Regions from separate parts of the Homo sapiens genome. Here region 1 is linked to region 2. Evidence: chromatin contacts called from ENCODE Hi-C or POLR2A ChIA-PET data. All regions are on one chromosome and are shown on one strand. Each heading gives the region's core, a stretch centred on a gene start or an enhancer-like site at or near the end of the contact. The rest is flanking DNA. Distances are from core to core; before and after follow the strand shown. Region 1 holds the start of LINC02238 (long intergenic non-protein coding RNA 2238). Region 2 overlaps LOC105378802 (a long non-coding RNA gene).

Region 1 (6,689 bases), core at 2,528-5,027, 81 kb after region 2:
AATATTGAATATTTACTATTAACATAATCAGAATGAATCTGATACGGTTCGACTGTGTGCCCGTGCAAATCTCATTTTGAATTGTAGCTCTCATAATTCCCACCTGTTGGGAGAGAGACCCTGTGGGAGATAATTGAATCATGGAGGCGGTTTCCTTCATGTTGTTCTCACGGTAGTGAATAAATCTCATGAAATCTAATGGTTTTATTAAGGGGAAATCCCTTTCACTCGGCTCTCTCTTTTCACCTGCCACCATGTAAGACATGCCTTTTGCTTTCTGCCATGATTGTGAGGCCTCCCCACCTACGTGGAACTGTGACTACATTAAACCTATTTTTCTTTATAAATTACCCAGTTTCAGGTATGCCTTTATCATTAGTGTGAGAACAGGCTAATACAAAATCATCTGTGTGACTATGGGTTTTTTGTTTGTTTGTTTGTTTTTTGAGATGCAGTTTCACTCTGTTGCCCAAGCTGGAGTACAGTGGTGCAATCCTGGCTTACTGCAACCTCTGCCTCTCAGGTTCAAGTGATTCTCCTGCCTCAGACTCCTGAGTAACTGGACTTACAGGTGCATGCCAAGATGCTCAGCTAATTTTTTGTATTATTAGTAGAGACTGGGTTTCACCATGTTGGCCAGGCTGGTCTCAAACTCCTGACCTCAAGTGATCCACCCACCTCAGCCCCCAAAATGCTGGGATTACAGGTGTGAGCCACCATGCTCAGCCTTCTGTGTGATCATATTTAAAACAAACATGGAAACACAAAGCAAAATTAAAATAAACAAACAAAAACAACAGCAACACCAAAAGAATGACCTCATTAGTTTTAATAAGCTCAAGAGATGGTTTCCATAATTCTATACTAAGACCACAAGTATCACTGGAAATATGTTGTTGAATATGTACTAAACGCCAATAATAATTATGCCATTCTTCTTCTTCAGCTGTTCAGTTTGAAATAATGTTGGGTTTACTGAAAAGTCACAAAAAATATTAGGGAGAAATTCCATATACCATACACTCAGATACACCTATTTTTATTTTACTACATTTGCTTTATAATTCATATAAATATATATACATCACACTTATACATAAACACGTCAATGTATGACCATTTTATTTATCTATATATATAAATAGTTGTTCAAGTTTATTTTTTATTTTTGCGCCGCTTGAGAATAGATTACAAACGTCGTGTAACCTTATCCATTAATACTGTAGTATATATTTCCAAGGAAGAAAGGTATGTTTTGTATTTCAAAATAAATTAATTTAACATTGATATGTTTACCTTATCTATAACCCACATTCTAATTTTCTCAATAACTTCTTTAGATTAACTGAATAAGTCTCCATGAGCACAGGTAATAATAAATAAATGCATAACCAACTAACTAAAGTAGTTAATTAACAATGAAGAAAGGAATGTGGATAAATTGTAGAATTAGATAAGCAACACTTTGCAACCAACATAGTAATAATTGATATGGGCAAGAATTTAAACAGAAATTTGATAATCACATGGGGAAAAAAGTCAAGCAAATTGAGCAAAATTGACATTACCAGACAGACATCACATACCTCCAGATAAAGTACCCTAAAAAAAGGACACAACAAAGTTTTTGTGGTATTTCTACTGGGAAGCATAAATCAAACTTAATCATGAAATAATATTAAATCATTTATTTTTTAAAAGAAACTTGTAGCAACATCAATTCAGCTGTTATCATCCTATTTTCTAGGCCTAGCACCAGAGACACTTTCCAGAGAAGAATTTGACTTTTCTTTTGCCCCAGACTGGCAAGCATTTAGCATCACGCTGGATGCAGATTATGACTGAGCTCTGGAAGAATTCTTTAAGGAATCAGAGTGGTAGTTGCTTATAATACTCAAGGTCTGTGACTTGTAGGCCTTTTCCTCAACTTGGAGAACGTAAACTAGAAAATAGGAAATTAATAGTTCCTAAAAATAGGCATATATTGCTAGCCATTTTCTCATTAATAATTGTTCCAGAGACAAAAATTTCAACCAAAATTTGCTCAAGCAGCATGTTGTATAGATGGAGAATGTATATGATTCTACCCGTCTGTCAAATTCATAAGTAAAACGACACTCTGCCATGCAAATTAAAACAAACATGCAATGCAGAGAGTGGTTAACTATATTCTCCCCTTCAAGTATATCATAGTCTTATGCACTTGAAAGGAGAATATCACTAAAATTATTTTGAAAATAAAAGTATATCTTTCCAAATCAACATTCTTGTGTATTTATTGAACACCTGCTTACCTGTCAGAGGACTGTAAACTGTACTGAGATCACTATTTAAACCAGTTATAGAGATTACCGTTGGAAGTGGAGAATCAGTTCTCACCAAATACTCTGAGTTAATATTCAAGTCAGCTCATACTTTCTAAGATTATTAAACTAACATCTTCCTACAAATAGCTTATTCTCATCTTTCATTAGGAGGAAAATTAGTCCTGAGTCCTCCTACCTCCCGGTACCTATCACTCACCTCTTAGTACAATGTTAGATCCTGGGTCCTTCTATCTTTCTGTACCTGTCACACTTATTTGTCGTGGTTTGGTAGCGCTTAAGAAAATAATAGAATGCAGATTACCTCTGTTTTATATTTATAATGAAAACTGCATTGTGAGTCTGGTCACTGGTCAGTTGTACAATACCCCCTTCCTATATGATTTGGGGGATTTAAATACTGACTATGACCTGCTGAGATTTGGGGTTGTGTAATTTTTTTTCTGCTTCTTTGGCTCTCTCTGGGTCTATTATATTATGACTTGTTTGTTCTCTGTCTGTCCTCTGCCTGTCACTTAAGACTGAAACGACACCTCTTATGCTAAACTGATAACATCAGTATGTGCACCTTTCCTGAAGTTTAAATATAGACCTCATGGCTATACTGTATTTTTAATAGATAAAAATTATTCATTCACTGTAATTACTAAGTGAACTTTTAATACAGGCCATTTCCCTTCTTACCCTCACAGCAATTACCCGCTGTATATGACTGAAAACAATAGCATCCTTTTAAAACCAAAATGGCGATTGATACATATTAGATGCAGAACTATATTGTTTGCAGGTTAGTAACTGTGGGAAGACTGTATTCTTATCTGTTTAATTAATGATGTAGGCTTTTATATTTGGCTTTCATAAGAAATCTGTTGCCTGGTAACAGATTTGCCTGTGGGCTCCCAGAAGAAGCTGGGCTTTCTAAGCAAAGCACCCTGTTGTCTTATAAATAGGGCAGTAAAGCTTGCTCAGACATGCCTTAGGCATTCAGCAGTTCTTTTCCTGTACAAGTATCTGATTCCAGCTGGGAGGTTTCCTTCACCAGACACACTCAAGTGGACAAAGAAAAAGAATAGCCCCAATTTCCATTTTAGCCTAATACTATGAAGAAAGAGAAGAGACCAGAGAGATATTTGTTCTCATTTCCCAAACTGGCAAAATAAACTACTTTAGAGAAGTATTAATTAGCTGAAAATAAAAATCAATTATAATTCCTGGACATTTAGCTTTAGGACAAACTAAAGCACAGTGGGACAATGGCAAGCAGTGTAATCAAAACAGAAACACTGAAAAAAATCCTATTTATAAAAATGGATTCTATAAGTTATGTATCTCTGAGCACGAGAAAAGGTTTTGTTCAGTCGGGGTAACTATCCCCTAAGCTACCTTTTATCACTTGTATGAAATTACCTTCTATTTTTTTCTGTACAGCTATTGGTTGGTTTGCTTGTTCTCTATGCCAATACAAGTTCCAAGAGGGTAGGATGCTTTCCCTGTTTTTCTTCATCTATGCTCACAATACCTAGAACAGAAGATGACACAGGTATGTGCCCAGTAAGTGCTTTCTGAATAAAAGTACTTTAAATAGTCTATGAGCTCTTTAAGGACAGAGGCAACGTAAAATTCCAAGGTTTTTTTAATTGGTTTTAGTTTTGTTTTATTTTTAAATTTTCACTGCCCAGCACATGATTGTTTTTCAATTAAGTTCTATTAAATGAATGGTAGCATGAGTGAATGGATGGATAGCTGAGTGGGTGGAGGGATGGATGGATGGATGGATGAATGGATGGATGGGATGAATGAATAAATGAAGAAATAAATGAGTGAATGAAGAAAAGAAAGAAGGAAGGAATAATGAAACCTCTTTCCTGGTGAAAACTGAGTTAAAAGCTACTAACATAAAAGGACACCATCTAGTGGTGACTAAATAACAACAGGTGAAAGTAGAAAGCAGACAGTACTGAGGACGTGCTCGAGAAACCAATTTTGACATAATCACTAAATGACTGTGGGTGTGTGGAAGGATCAAAATTGTTGCCATATATTCTAAGAATTTACTATAATTCATATAATCACTAAAATCTGTTTCAAATACATATTTTTACCATTTTAAATTTAGCTACTACTTACTGAGTGCTTAATATATTCTAGGTACTATTTTCAAATTATTTCTAATCTTTAACATATATCTTCTTTCATTCACACTGAGAAAATTAAGACAGGCAAAGACTAAGAGATTTGCAAAGCCTCCATATAAACTAAGTAAAATATACCTGTGCTGTGTAAAATATACCCATGTTTTGCAAAATAAATTGAGGAGAAGCATTCTATATATATATGTATTTAAATGATATCAAAATCCAAGTAAATGTTAAGGGTCTAAAGTAAATTTAATATTTAGAATTTACCTGCAACATGGAAAAAATATTGACCATAAAAATGCTAAATCTTTCTTTATCTTAATATCCTGGAATATTTACTTAAGAAGGCAGAAAAATCTTACAAGAATTATATACTAGGTAAGCATGTGTGATGTTTTGTTACTGTTGTTATTGTTATTTTTGTTTTTTGGTATAAATAGTAAAGATTTGATGTCTACATGAAGTACACATAAAAAGTTTAGTCAAATTTTTGGCAAATTAGAGCATTTATTAAGAATGGTTAAAGTCTCAATTATAGAGTATCGAATTTTGGGGGTACTATTAAATATTTCAATACTACCTTCAATTCCTTTAATTACTGCTTAGAGATTTACTAGTAGTTATTTTGTAAAGGGGAGGAGCTTTATAAACAAATGTAAATGACTTTAATGTATCCTATGCTAGCACCACAGCAATGATTTATATTAATATCACGTGTCTCAAAGTAAATAATACCTTCTTTTTCTTAAGGCAAGAGTTATTTCTTAAAGTACATTTGTATTTCTAAGCTACATAATTGGCTCTGTTAAAACAGTGGAATAGAAAGAAGTGAAAAATTAAACTCATTTAATAGAAAATATTTTCTCTGTTCTTGAAAATATCTAATCACATCATATATACTAGTGTTGCAACCTGCATGAAGTAGCAAGTAAAATACCCATCTTTCTTTCTATACATTTATAATAGTTCGCTCCCAAAATAGCCATTTTGTTGCAGCTGTCATGTTGGAAGCACATCAACTTACTAGCAAGTCTAGGAGGGGATAGTAAGAAACGATGGCAAAGCAATGGTTTCAGAAATATAATGTCACAGATTGAGCCACGTGAAACAGAGCAACCCAACTCATTTAATGTAGTATAAGTAAAACTGTTTTATATAAATTTATTTCTTGAAATTCAACTCTTGATTTTGAAGCAAAGCCCATAATCTAAAACTCAGTACCCTCTAAAATGTTATAATACTTTATCATTTATACCATCTGGCCCTTCTGAAAATAGGAGTCTTTCTTATTCCTGGAACTCATAAATCTGTTCATTCAAATATATATCATCATTAATAAGTAATTAATAAATATATATCTATCAAATAAGACTAAAAGTCTTCATTTGCTTTTATTATGCCCTTAGTGATACATCTTTGTAATGCTAAATAAGCTGCTACAGTAGTAGTAGCACTAAGTCATTGTGGTTAAGCATGCAGACTAGAATCAGGCTGCCCCAGTTCTAGCACTTGTTAATATTGTGACCTTAGCATTACCATTTTGCATTTTCACAGGCTCATAAAATTAAGATAATAAAAATATATCTGTCTTATGGGATTGCTCTAAAGATTAAGTAAGACCAATGATGTGAGGTATCATTATTAGCTAATTCCAATAGGATAAAAGTAGCATATAAAATATTTTTGGTATATTCTACAGAAAATAAACTTACTCAATTTAATCTAACTGAAATTTTACAAAAGTCATGGGCCTTGTAGTTTACTTCACATGTAGATACCAATCAAGAAGCAATTTGTCAAGAAAATAGCATGAGCTAGTTCTCTTAGAATCTAGATACCATATAAGTGCATATATGAGTTCAATAACAAAAAGTACCAATACTCAATTTTATTATGATTGAGCTAGAATTGTGAGCCCATTTTTCACAGAACAAAAACAAAAGTCAGATAGGAAGAGTAATTGTAAATGAAATAAGCATTTCACAGAGATCACTTAGATCAAGGACAAAACAAAATTCTAATACCTGGTACCAATTTTCTGAACTTTAAATAAAACCAATTTTTTATACTGGGCCATGAATATTTCTTCCAAAGCATATTTCCTCCAAAAATATTTCCTCTGAAACAATAATAAAAGGCAGGGAGCCAGGCATAGTTGTGCATTTTTAAAACTGTCAAGTTGTAACTTAAAAGAGTAATCCAAATTAAAAAGAGCATTTCAGAAAAA
Region 2 (6,933 bases), core at 1,495-3,994:
GAGCTAATATGTGTCAATGAATCTACTGAAAATAATTTTCTTTTTTAAAAATGGAGAGATTTTATTTGAGTACACAATTTGCAAACCAGGGAGATACAGCCTTCACTATGAAAATGAGGAATGCAGATTTGTTTGGTTGTGATTGGTCAAAGCAGGTCACAGTGTATTGTCTAGTCCAGGAGGCTAAATGATATTTTCCAGCCATTGTTTCAGGTGGCATAAATAGGACACAGCTATGAAAGTCCCAAAGTTATGTGAGCACGTGGGTTTTCTGGGAACACATGGTTTATGTGTGACCTTTAGTGAGTACATGACCATTGCTTCTATTCTGAATTTAGCCTCAAGGACTGACTCTTTCAGGGTTTACCTATGACATGAGGTCCTGAGAGGAAGGCTGAAGCCAGATTATACAAGCCATAGCAAGGCTTGAATTTTATGCCAAACTCAACAGGAAATTACTGAAAGGCTTTAAGCAGGGGATGACATGGGAACATGTGTATTTTTTAAAAAGATTCTATGAATGAGTAAAAAATTACGTATGCAGGTAAGAAGAAAAGATCCAAAGCTCTATCAGTGAGGAGATTATACAATAGTGAAAACAAAACAATGATGGTAGGTAGAACAAAAATGGGGAAAGGGAAAAAACTACATGTATTTGGTACTCTATTAGAAAGGTAATGTCAAAAAGACTTGCCAATAGATTAGATACAGAGAGTGAAGAATAGAGAGTGCTTTGTCTTGGATGTTTTTGTTCTCTCCAAAACTCATGCTGAAACTTAATCCCCAATGCAACAGTAATGGAAAACACGGCTTAATGCAGGGTGTTTAGATCATAAGGGCTTCACCATCATGAAAAATGTGATACCAGTACTAAAAGAGCTTGTGGGAGTGGGCGCACTCTCTTTTGCTTTTCTGCCATGTGAAGAACAGTGTTTCTACCCTCCAGGGAATTTACCCTCTAAGGCACCAACTTGGAAGCAGAGACCAGGCCCTTACCAGACACCAAACCTGCTGGTTCCTTGGTCTTGGACTTCTCAGGTACAGAGCTGTGAGAAATAAATTTCTGTTCTTTATAAATTGCTCAGTCTTAGGAATTCGGTTATAGCAGCATAAACAGACTAAGATAAAGAGGGAGGACCTAGAAGGACTTTTAGTTGTATACATTAAAACCAAAAAACCTTGAATTCAAATCCAGGATATGCTATGTATTAATTCTGAGACCTTATTCAAGCAATTTGTCTTCTATTAGCTTCATTGTCCTCATTTGCAAATTGAGACAATACTTACGTTTAGATAAGAAAAATAGATAGATTTAAATAGCACTAAAAGAGGCCAGGCACGGTGGCTCACACCTGTAATCCCAGCACTTTGGGAGGTTCAGGGGGGTGGATCACCTGAGGTCAGGAGTTCGAGACCAACCTGGCCAACATGGCGAAACCTCATCTCTACTAAAAATACAAAAATTAGCCGGGCATGGTGTTGGGTGCCTGTAATCCCAGCTACATGGGAGACTGAGGCAGGAGAATCACTGGAACCTGGGAGGCAGAGGTTGCAGTGAGCCAAGACCGTGCCATTGCACTCCAGCCTGTTAACAAGAGCAAAACTCAGTCTCAAAGAAAAAAAAAAAAAAAACATACTAAAACAAATCATTAGCACAGTGTCAAGTATATAGTGAACTTTCAATAAAGGTGATATTAGTATTAATATTATGTTTACTTCAAACTGAAAAGTACCAATGGAATTCATATTTTTGCTGGAACCATGATTGTCTCTCGTTGTCTCAAGTCTGTTAAAAACAAACAACAAGAGAAGTTTTATATCTGAGGTAAATGTAATGATGTAGTTTTATACAAACCTTTATGGTGGTGTATATTTGGGTAAGACAGCATGTATCTCTGCATAACAAGAGAAATATTAGAGAAACTTACAGGGAAGAGTTTTTCTGGGTAGTCCTGTAGAAAATGAGGTTTAAAAAAAAAAGAGAAGGACATTCTGAATTGAAGGAACAGCATCAACAGAAAGACTACAGAGAAAAGTGCTTGATGCGCTTCCTGGATGGAGAATAGACCAATGTAATGAGTGCTGAGTGTCGCTGACAGAGGAGCAGAAGGGTGAGAGATAAGGTAGGTAGACAGGGACCCTGCTCTGCCCATGTTTGTTCGGCTTCAAGGTAGGCTGAGGCAAGATTTGTAAAGGGCTTTGAAAGTGTGCTATGAAGTTAGGAGTTATTCCCACAGGCAATGCAGTGTCAGAGTAATCAGAGTTTTAAGCACGATAAAATTGATGTTTTAAAAATATTACCCTTTTGGCTGTTGAAGCTGAAGTCAGAGTAAAAGCTACTAGAGCAGTAAAATGAGTTCAGAAACTGCAGGAGGTTTTTTTACTTTTTTTTTTTTAGATGAAGGTGGAAGTGGTACCTACTCGATAATTATTAAGCATATAGAGTTTTTGTCGTGCTTTATTTCCCTCATAGTCAGTCATGGGCGAAGTCAAGGTCAAAAAAACAAGTCAGGGACGTAAACCCAACCCACAGCTTCGGATTCTCGGTTCAATACTTTATGCAGCTAAATAATGTGAAAATGTGCCTGGATGCTGCCTGATAGAGGGAAGGTTCCATTTTTAATATGTAAAACTTACCTTTGTATGCACGAAATAAATTATAAGAGCTGTGCCACTTTAATCAATCTGTTTTGCTAGAACTAGGCTCTATAGCTATTAAAAGACTTCTACTTCCGGAGACTTCCTCATGCCATGCAGCTTAGTCATGCCTCCTTGAGCACATGGAGGCATGAATAAACTTTAAAAGAGAAAGAGGAATATGCCTTCACTGGTTTTGTAAACACAGCAGCCAATGTGTTTGCCTAAAGGGAGAGATCTGCCACTTTGTACGTTAAGCCTGAGTGAATTGCAGGGCTTCTAGACAGATACTCAGGAAATACATCTGCAAAGTTTTAAAATAAAATCATTACCCTATTTCCAGGGCACAAGATATATAGGGCAGCTGGCTATTTGGAAACAAAGGGTTGAAAGGTTCAAACGGAATGGTTTGTGCCTTTCAGGATCATTTGAGTCCATGGAAGTGGCTTCATACAAAGATCTATTTTTTAAATGAGGAATCAAAATTAAAGTAATCAAAGTGCTGTGCACGAGGTCAAATGGTTAAGTGGAAGACCTTCAGCTGCAACCCTGGCCTCATGATGACACATGCAGTGGGTTTTCTACCCTGCTACTTAACATGTTATGAAAACAGGGGCAGTGATTAAGCATGCTTTCACCCTGCCTTCTGATTGTGCGACTACACCCAAGAATGATATCTTCACTGTGTGTTTCCCCTCCTTGCTTCCTTCTTTCCACGGAGAAATACATTCTTTATAATTTCAAACTAAACTTTCTATTAATTTACACATGCATTGACTCATTTATTCATCAAACATTTATTATGGATCTATAAGTTAAGCACAGTGACAAAATCTCCAAGGAGGTCATAATTGGGAGATAGAGGAAGAGAGAAAGATATTAAACATTTAATCATCAGGGAGTATGAACAGTATTTGATTTTTTTTAAAGAACAGGAGAAGCAAGAATGATTAACAATTATTCTTACCCTTTAAATTGCAGAAAACATACTGCTTAAGATTCTGTTAAGCCCACAGGAAATAACCAGGCTGGCATATTTAGATTCATTTTCAAACTTTGACATAAATGAAATGAGATGTCCCCCCCAAACACCTGCTGGCCTGCCAAAGTTTGAAACTCTCATAATTTGAGACATTAAATTATTAGACAACAAAAGCAGCAACATTATTGAAAATGAGTGAATCCCAGTTAAAATCACATTAATTCACTAGCAGGATTCATTTACTTAGATTAAATTGTTGATAGATCAGACTCTTCAAACATCGATTATGAAAAAGGTGACCTCGGTGAGCATTTGGACTGTCAGTAGATTCATCTTAAACACTTTTCTCTAATGTCTTAAAAAGAAGTTCTCAATAGTTTGCTGCAATAGAAGCATGACAAAGGATCTTTGAAATAAATCAGGTTTTAGAAACCTGTCCCTCTCAAGAGACAGGAAAAAATGATGTGCTTATCCTTTCCCTCAAACTACACAAGCACAAATCACCAATACAATAAACTACTTAAATTTAAAAATCTACTCACTTCCTAAAAACAGGGTAATTAAGTCTCATTTCAATTTTTATACAAAGAATTTGCTATGGCCTGATATCATAAAACCTTGAAGTTATAAATAAGTTACTATTTACCTGTGAGAGGGACTTTAAAAGTGCACAAGAATTTCAAGTTCTTTTCAATGCTACTTTCTTCTGATTCTTTCCACTTAAAATGAAGTAAACAAAGAACAATATATAAGCAAAAAGGAAAAGTATTTGTGCTCAATCTAATATACTAAATAATACATTTAGTTTTATGGATGACTTCTCTGTTGAATTCAAAATATTATATTTATACTTTTTCTTAAAATCTTGAAAGTTTCTGTTAACTTTTGTGCATGCCACCTTCTTCAAAGCTTGCTATGTTTTAAAATATCAACCCTTAGATGATAAATAGAATTGAATAACCAAAATAGGAGGATACTTCATACTTGATTTAAAATTAATCTTTAGTCATTATCATTAAAACTCTTTTCTAGTTCTAAGGAGAAACTTGTTCAAGGCTTCTGATAACCGTATCTCTGAGGAGGAGAAAATGGTGGCTTCCTTAGAGTGAGAAAATCCACTGGCGCTCATAGGGTCTGGGCCTTATCATGGGGCATCAGACATGGACCAAGAGACACGAATCTAACAGCACTGAATTGGAGGGTGGATGGAGGGAAGGCCAAGGTTACACCCTTACCTTTTCAATGTCTCTAACTCATTAGATCTTTTTGATCCTGTACTTCTGTGGCCTTATTCATGTCTGTCTTATCTGATGAACTCATTAGCTTAATTACTGTCTGTACTAGCATTTGCCAGACCTTACTACTATGAAATGAATTTCACAAAGTTTGACCCAGAAGCTATCTGCATCAGAATCACCTGAAAACTTGTGACAAAGGCAGGTTACCACAGACCTACTGTCTGAAGATGGGTCTGATAACCCTTTATTTCAAACCAGCACCCCAAGTGATTTTCTTCCAAGATTAAGTTGGAGAAACACTGATTTTACAACATGAGAAATAGTTATTCTAGAAGTTGGTATCAAGCCTTTGGCTGCAAAATCTGAACCAATACTTTACTGAACTCTCAGCTTATTGATGACATTTCCTATTTCCCTTTTAATGATACAGAAATAGCATAGCTATGGAAATGATGGGCTTTAGAGTAAGGCAAACCCAAGTTCCATTTTGCCTGTCTTTTCACCCATGGAAGAGATAAATCAATGCCTCCTCAAGTGTTTTGGTTATTGTCTGTCTTCTACAGGAGATAAAACGCCATGAAAATAGTGTTCCAGATCAACTTTCTCTGTATCCTCAGCATCTCAGACAGCCAACAGAACATAGTAATTGCTCAAAAAATACTTGTGAGTTTATTGCAGATGTTAATTTGATAAAATTTGTATATAAAATTGTAATGGGACCTGAAAAGTAAACTTAGCTATTGCTACTATTACTACTATTATTATTATTACTTTAAAATATGAGAAGTTTCAAAATAAGATAAATTAGTCATAACAGATATGTAGACTCTGGTTCTCTTCAGAAGAAAAATAAAGGGAGATTAAATTTTATTTAAGAATGCATATTTCATTTCAGCAAAATAGATTATTCCGATTCAGAGCAGAAATATTTACAGGTAATAGAAATCATACAACTGGAATGTAAGTTTACTCAGGTATATGAGTGCTTAGAAAAGTAAAATTAAAGCTTATAAATTTTTCTTTTTATGAATAGCTCAAGGTAGATTTGGAACTCCCTTGAAAAAAAATCAGAATGGTGGCAACTAGCCTTTGGTTAATGGCTTAGATTTATTTAAGAGATGGTGTCTTTCTCTCTTGCCCAGGCTGGAGTACAGTGGGACAATCACATCTCAGTACAGCCTTGAACTCATGTGCTCAAGTGATCTTCCCACCTCAGCCTACTGAGTAGCTGGGACTCCAAGTTTGCACCACCAAATCTTTAGATTATTTTTAAAAGGGGAAGAATGTATGTACATCTTCCCATATAAGTAAAGTTGAATTATGAGACTAACTGTGTACCTGTGCTGCCAGAGATTCTCAAATAGAGCCTAATGGTGTCCTTGGATAAAACTAACGTTACAGCCAAAGTTATGATGAGGCCCATCTAATCTTCTGCCATTTGTTGTCATCAACTCACTCATGCACCTCTGCAAATCTCTGTCCAAATATCACCTGATTGGAGAAGCTATTTCTGCTTCCTCACCTTACATGGTGAGTGCAAAAGTAATTGTGGTTTTTGCAATGTTGAAATTTGCCATTTGATAGTGGAATGCTTTCTTAGACAAACGTGGCTGTGTTACACATCATTTTAAGGGGATTTCTCACTTTATGTTTTTTGTTAATGATTATTACTTGCTGTTTATGTTTATTTTAGAATAAGGAAATGATGTTAGACAAAAAGCAAATTTGAACAATTTTCTTATTTAAAACTGGTCATAAAGCAGTGGAGACAACTCGCAACAACAACAATGCATTTGGCCCGGGAACTGCTAACAAACGTACAGTGCAGTGGTGGTTCAAGAAGTTTTGCAAAGGAGAGGAGATCCTTGAAGATGAGGAGCACAGTGGCTGGCCATCGGAAGTTGGCAACAACCAATTGAGAGCAATCATTGACACTGATCCTCTCACTATAGAAGTTGCCGAAGAACTCAATGTAGACTCTACATTCAAATGCTGAATGACTCTATGGTCATTCAGCATTTGAAGCAAATTGTAAAGATGAAAAATCTCAATAAGTGGGGCCTCATAAGATGACTG

Evidence for each region. Hi-C counts contacts between places; a loop is a spot of excess contacts on that map. ChIA-PET counts read pairs that join two places held with the same protein, here RNA polymerase II (POLR2A). Pooled maps may share reads with other maps.
Region 1: a map of endothelial cell of umbilical vein shows a loop between it and region 2 (2.2-fold over the local background). The contact joins the promoter of LINC02238 here to the enhancer-like site in region 2. A Hi-C loop is called at or near these places in 2 of 168 maps with a recorded cell type or tissue (Calu3 and endothelial cell of umbilical vein) and 1 of 50 pooled maps. POLR2A ChIA-PET finds 5 or more read pairs at or near these places in 1 of 52 experiments (MCF 10A).

The regions. Positions count from the first base shown.
Region 1 is chr1:73,670,902-73,677,590 of GRCh38, forward strand. LINC02238 (long intergenic non-protein coding RNA 2238) reads left to right here and starts at 3,778. Exons shown (of 4, transcript NR_146300.1): 1 at 3,778-3,875.
Region 2 is chr1:73,590,792-73,597,724 of GRCh38, forward strand. LOC105378802 (a long non-coding RNA gene) reads right to left here. Exons shown (of 3, transcript XR_001737793.1): 3 at 4,266-4,338. Among named protein-coding and RNA genes, the nearest start is that of LINC02238, 80 kb to the right of the region's middle. Within about 2 kb of position 2,745, at least 7 of the 41 ENCODE cell types and tissues checked have a DNase peak (open chromatin) inside an H3K27ac peak, as active enhancers do; they include endothelial cell of umbilical vein, where a contact is called at or near this core.